Linked DNA regions of Mus musculus: region 1 is linked to region 2. Evidence: chromatin loops called from intact Hi-C (ENCODE). Cell type or tissue: heart. All regions are shown on one strand.

Evidence for each region. Peaks named below come from ENCODE experiments on the same cell type or tissue, not always from the same donor. Only the 100,000 strongest peaks of a DNase experiment are listed, where the experiment ranks them.
Region 1: it touches region 2 in a loop (3-fold over the local background); 3 of 42 quality-filtered maps call a loop at or near these places.

The regions. Positions count from the first base shown.
Region 1 is chr5:102,072,814-102,075,313 of GRCm38, reverse strand. No RefSeq gene overlaps it. Among named protein-coding and RNA genes, the nearest start is that of Wdfy3, 4.1 kb to the right of the region's middle. In heart, a CTCF peak has its summit at 1,048 (motif pointing right); no DNase peak of the experiment used is centred here.
Region 2 is chr5:101,763,808-101,766,307 of GRCm38, reverse strand. It overlaps Gm42134, which reads left to right and starts at 1,045. Exons shown (of 6, transcript XR_880489.2): 1 at 1,045-1,338; 2 at 2,436-2,500. Cds1 (CDP-diacylglycerol synthase 1) reads right to left here and starts at 1,178. Exons shown (of 13, transcript NM_173370.3): 1 at 819-1,178. The coding sequence starts at 935. In heart, a CTCF peak has its summit at 1,073; DNase peaks (open chromatin) are centred at 667 and 1,227; H3K4me3 peaks cover 1,615 bases; H3K27ac peaks cover 883 bases; H3K27me3 peaks cover 2,371 bases.

The sequences.
Region 1 (2,500 bases), 310 kb before region 2:
TTTTTAGTAGACACAGTGGGCTGAAAGGAGTCCAGGGTAATGTGGGTGAAGCAGAGGTGAGACTGTTTTGGCTGTAATAGGGAAACCAGATTAGTATCAGAGAAAGCAGTATTAAGCAAAGTTCATATTTAAGAAGATACAGGAATGGCTGGAAAGATGGCACAGTGGTTAAGAGCACTGCTGCTCTTCCAGAGGACCCGAGTTCAAATCCCAGCAACCACATGGTGGCTCACGACTACCTGTAATGGGATCTGAGGCCCTCTTCTGGTGTATCCAAAGATATGTATAGTATTTTTGTACTCACATATGTAAAATGAATGAATGAATCTTTAAAAACGAAGAAGATGCAGGAAGTCCAACTGCTTGGTAATGGATTGGATGAAGGGCATGAAAACGATTTAAATGTCACAAGTGTGCCTTGGGAGACTTCCAAGTAGAATCCTTACCCTTAAGGAGACCCAGCAGGAGAGAGTGGAACATAGGCTTTGTGGCAGCCCTGCACATCATTTGTAAACGTTACAGCCAGACTTGAATCGTGCACCTGTTGCCAATACTTTGTGTGCATTAATGGGGTAGAACCAAAAATTCTTGTATCATCTACCTGGTGCTAGCATATCATTTAATAATCCTGAATTCAAATATAAGAAGTGTGTTAGTTATACATCACCCTTTATACTTTTAGCATGACTAGAAGACATAGAACAGGCAGTAATAGGGCTAACCTGGAAGCTTAGCATGAGGAGGCTTTGCTGAAACAGTAGGCATGGTGGTGCACACCTGTAATCTACGTTCTTCACAGGTGGAGGCAGGTGGCTGTGGAAATTTTCAATCTAACTAGGGCTACTTATGGAGACTTTGTTGAGAGAGAGAGAGAGAGAGGGAGAGGGAGGGGGAGGGAGAGGGAGAGGGAGAGGGAGAGAGAGAGAGAGAGAGAGAGAGAGAGAGAGAGAGAGAGAGAGAGAGAGACAGAAAAGACAGTAAATTCCTAGATTTTTTTTCCTTGCTTAGAGATGTCTGACTGACATTTTCACTCTGGCCGGCAGATGGCAGTATTTTATCTTGTTTAAGCATTTATAATCAGCTTTTGTTTTGAGTCCTCTAGGCAATCCATGAAATGACAGGGACTTGTGAGAGGTCACCTTACACACTTTTGATCCCCAAACTCCCTTAAACTCTCTTTCAAATTACTAATTTCTTGCAAATAATTATTACTAGTTTTGTAAATAGGAAACCCTACTTTTAAATTTTTTTGATAAAGCTTCACTGTGTAGCTCAGGCCGGCCTCCGAGTCTCACCACACATTTATCTTCTTTAACTTTCTTCCTTAACATTTTTTTTTTCTGAAAAACATGTCAATGATGATCGGCAATTTGGAAAATAAAGTTTAATGTATTTAATAAGGCACGGTTAAAGATTCCCACCAGAAAGATGAACCCCTTCAACTCTGACGTCTCTGGGCTGGAGACTCAGAGGCAGCCTCAGTCTCCCATGGTTGGCTATATGTTGATGTCTTCAACTAAAAAACAAAAAACAAAAAACAAACCCCCAATATTCCCATAGTCGTTTGATGAGTAAATTAACCCCACAGCACAGACTGCTATCTTGCACTTGGGAAAACACACACCCATGCTGGCTTTGAAGTTCTAAGTTCTTCATAACTCCATAAAGAAATAGGGAGGAGTGGGAAATCAAAACATACAAGTGGCCTTGAGTTCTGCAGAGCAAGTCCCAGCCCATCCTGGCCTACTTAGTAATTATCTCAAAAACACAACCAAAGACAAAATATCAGGAGGCCTCCACTATATACGGAATTAGGAGTGCTTTCAACAGCATCTTCAAAATATCCCATTTCCACTATAATAATGATCATTATGATAATGAAGAGAAAAATGTGTCTGCTGTTTCCTCCTGTGGTCCTCTTGTTACTCTAGAGCTCACAGGAGCTTCATTTGTAATATTTACTTAAGTATAAACAGAAACAATCCATCAAGCTACAAGCCCCCCTCCCGCCCAAACAAAAGGCATGGACGCTCAGGCGCTCCCTTTGAATGTATGTACAAGAACAGCAGAAAAAAAAAATGCTTCTAATTGGAACGTTCCAAATGCATTTCTCCCCAATTAGAGTCAGTAACAACTCTAAATGGCACTGTCTTGGGGACAGCTCATCAGTTAATTATAAGGAGTCCTCTAAATTGAGGAGGAAAGAGTGATACTCAGTTTTGATCATTACAGATAAATATGGCTTGTCATTCCTCGCTTGATATTCTAGACAGTCCGTCAGAGGCAAACAGGGAACAGAGATAATTGTCTTTTACAAAGAGCAGAGATTATGAGAACAACACTGAACATTTACTTAACTCTGTCTTCTGGTCTGGGGTATGTTTTTTTCCACAAACATTTCGATCACATGATCCCCAGAGAGACTCATTTGCTTGCCCAGTTTCCCTTCCATCTGGGTCTTCTAAACAAGGGGAAACAATATGGTAATTCTATTATTGTA
Region 2 (2,500 bases):
CCCAAGTGCTGGGATGACGGCAGATACCACCACACTACATTCCACAAAACAGAAATCCAAGAATGATTCAAAAGTTTTGAGTCTCTCAAGCGAAGAGGAATTCTGTAAGCAAACTCGTATAGCAAATCTATTCTCTGGCCCAATTTCATAATCTACCAAGCTCATGCAGCCATAAAACTTTTATTATTTTTCCTCCTAAGTTCTTACTGGCACTGGTTTATCAGAAAACACACCTAAACGTTTGACTCTTCCTAGCTTCAATTATAATAGTGACCGTACATATCCGCATATTTTAAAATATGAAGCAAAGTTCATCTATTTTAAAGCGGGGGAGGAGTGGCGTGCTAAAAGTCTGGAATTAGCCTGTTCGGTTAAATGAAATCCACCGATGGGACAACTGCCTGGTTTGAGGCGCACTTACATGTTCCCCATATATGACAGCCTCAACCCTCCGAAATCTATCAGCCAGAAAAAAAGAACAGAGAAACGAAAGCGCAGCTTGGAGGAGCTCCAGAAGCCGGTCTGCGCCAGGCTCCAATGACAGGCTAGGACCCAAGGTGCCCGTCTTAAGTTTACTCCCAACTTTGTCGCCCTACCAAGGAAAGGCGAGAGAGGTGACAGCCACTAGACAGCCAGAGCGCCTGCGGGGACGGGTTCCATCCTGACCCCAGAACCAGGAGATCCGGGAAAGAAGCTAGAGTGCAGTCCGGTTCCGGAACGGCGGCCCGGCCGCGCACGCCCCGGGACAGAGGACGAGCAGGACCCCCCACGACACGCCCGCTCCAGGGGCGCGGCCCGGCCCCGCCGCACTCACTCACTTTGTCGCTGGTGCTCTCGGTTTCGTGGTCACCGCCGGCCGCCTCTCCCTCGCGGGGTGGCGGCGCCCCCGCTCCCCCAGGGCCGGGGCAGCCCCCGCGGTGCCGCAGCTCCAGCATGTCCCGCTCCCGCGTCGCTGGGCTGGCGTCGTCTAGCGCCCCGCCACCGCGGAGCCGCGCCGGGTCACCCCCAGAACGGCATCAACGAGCGAGCGCTCGAGGCCGCCGGCAGGGTGTGCGGACCGGCGCGGGCGGGGACGCGGCGCCGTTGCCAGGTGCGCCGTTCCACGCACTGGCCCCAGGGGGCGGAGGAGCAGCACGGCCCTCCCTCGCGCCTCGCGACCGCGCCACCCGGCCCGCCCCACCTTCCCGCCGCCGAGCTCCCGCAGCGCGGTCACGCGCCGCAGGCCCCGCCCCGCTCGCCCCTCCGCGCTGCACTGCGGTGCCCGAGGCCCCGCCCCGGGCGATGACGTCAATGCTCGGGCCCTGCCCCGGCTCCCTGGGCAGGTGGGGGCACGGAAAGGTACGCGAACGGCCGAGGACGAGGGACGAGCCAGGGACGGAGGAACGCGGGGGCGAGCCTGGGCGCCGCCGGGAAGTCCTCCTTGGCGCAGGGATGTCAGGCGGAGTTCAACTGACTCCTCCAAGGGACTCGGCCCTGCTTGACACGCCGCAGCGTGGCGGAGCGTCGCAGGCGTCCCCAAGCAGAAACTTGCTGGGCAGGACAGACCCGTTGGCTCTGCGTTCCAGCCAGTGCTTAACCTCCCTGGTGCCTGGGGATGAGTTGGCCAACAGTTTCAATATCGTACCCAGGTTCTGTACTGGGGAAACTCGGGGTTTTGAGTCTCTCAGAGAGTTTCTACCATAGGATCCACAGACAGCCTTTGATGCCCTAGGGCGCCGCTGCGGGGTACCTCTCTGAAAGACAAGGACCTTGGGACGCTAAAGGTGGAACAGGATGGACACATGATCTGGTTTAACTCTAGTCTAATCCTGTTAGCAGGTGCTTAGGGGGTTTTTTCACACATATTTGCGAGCTGGTCCTTAAAGGCCAAAGACACACATCCGTAATTCACACAAACCAGACAGAGGAGCACCTTTATTGTAATAAATCAACAATTTATCAGGTCATTACTAAAAATAAGTAATATGTTGTCCTTAAAGCCTCATAACTAACCAGCAAAACCAAACGTCAGAGGAGGATGCAATGAAAAACAGTAGACTCAGGTAGAGAGACACTTGCAGCCAAAACTGATAACCGGAATTCAATCCCCAACATGATGGACATAGAGAACTGCCTCCAGAAAGCTGTCCTCTGATCTCCACGCTGACACCCACACATATAAATAGATAAATATCATTTAAAACTAATGGAAGATATGAGATGGACGTGGTGTGGGTTTTCCATAAGGAACGGAAGACTGCTAGTAATTAGGTCAATTGATCTACATTGTTTTGGAGGGCCAGAGAAAAAGTACTTCTGGATACAAAGATAAAATGACCGTGGGGGTGGGGGGTGGGGGAGTAAGGGGTGGGGACCACAGAGGCTGGAATGGGTTGGCTCTGGCTGTTGATCCTACCCAGCAGAAAGGACCAGAGTTCCTTTCAACTTTCTTCCAGGAAGTTGAGGAGCCAGTGTTCTAACCCCCGTGGTGCCAATTATCTCCATGGCCTCTAGTAAGCAG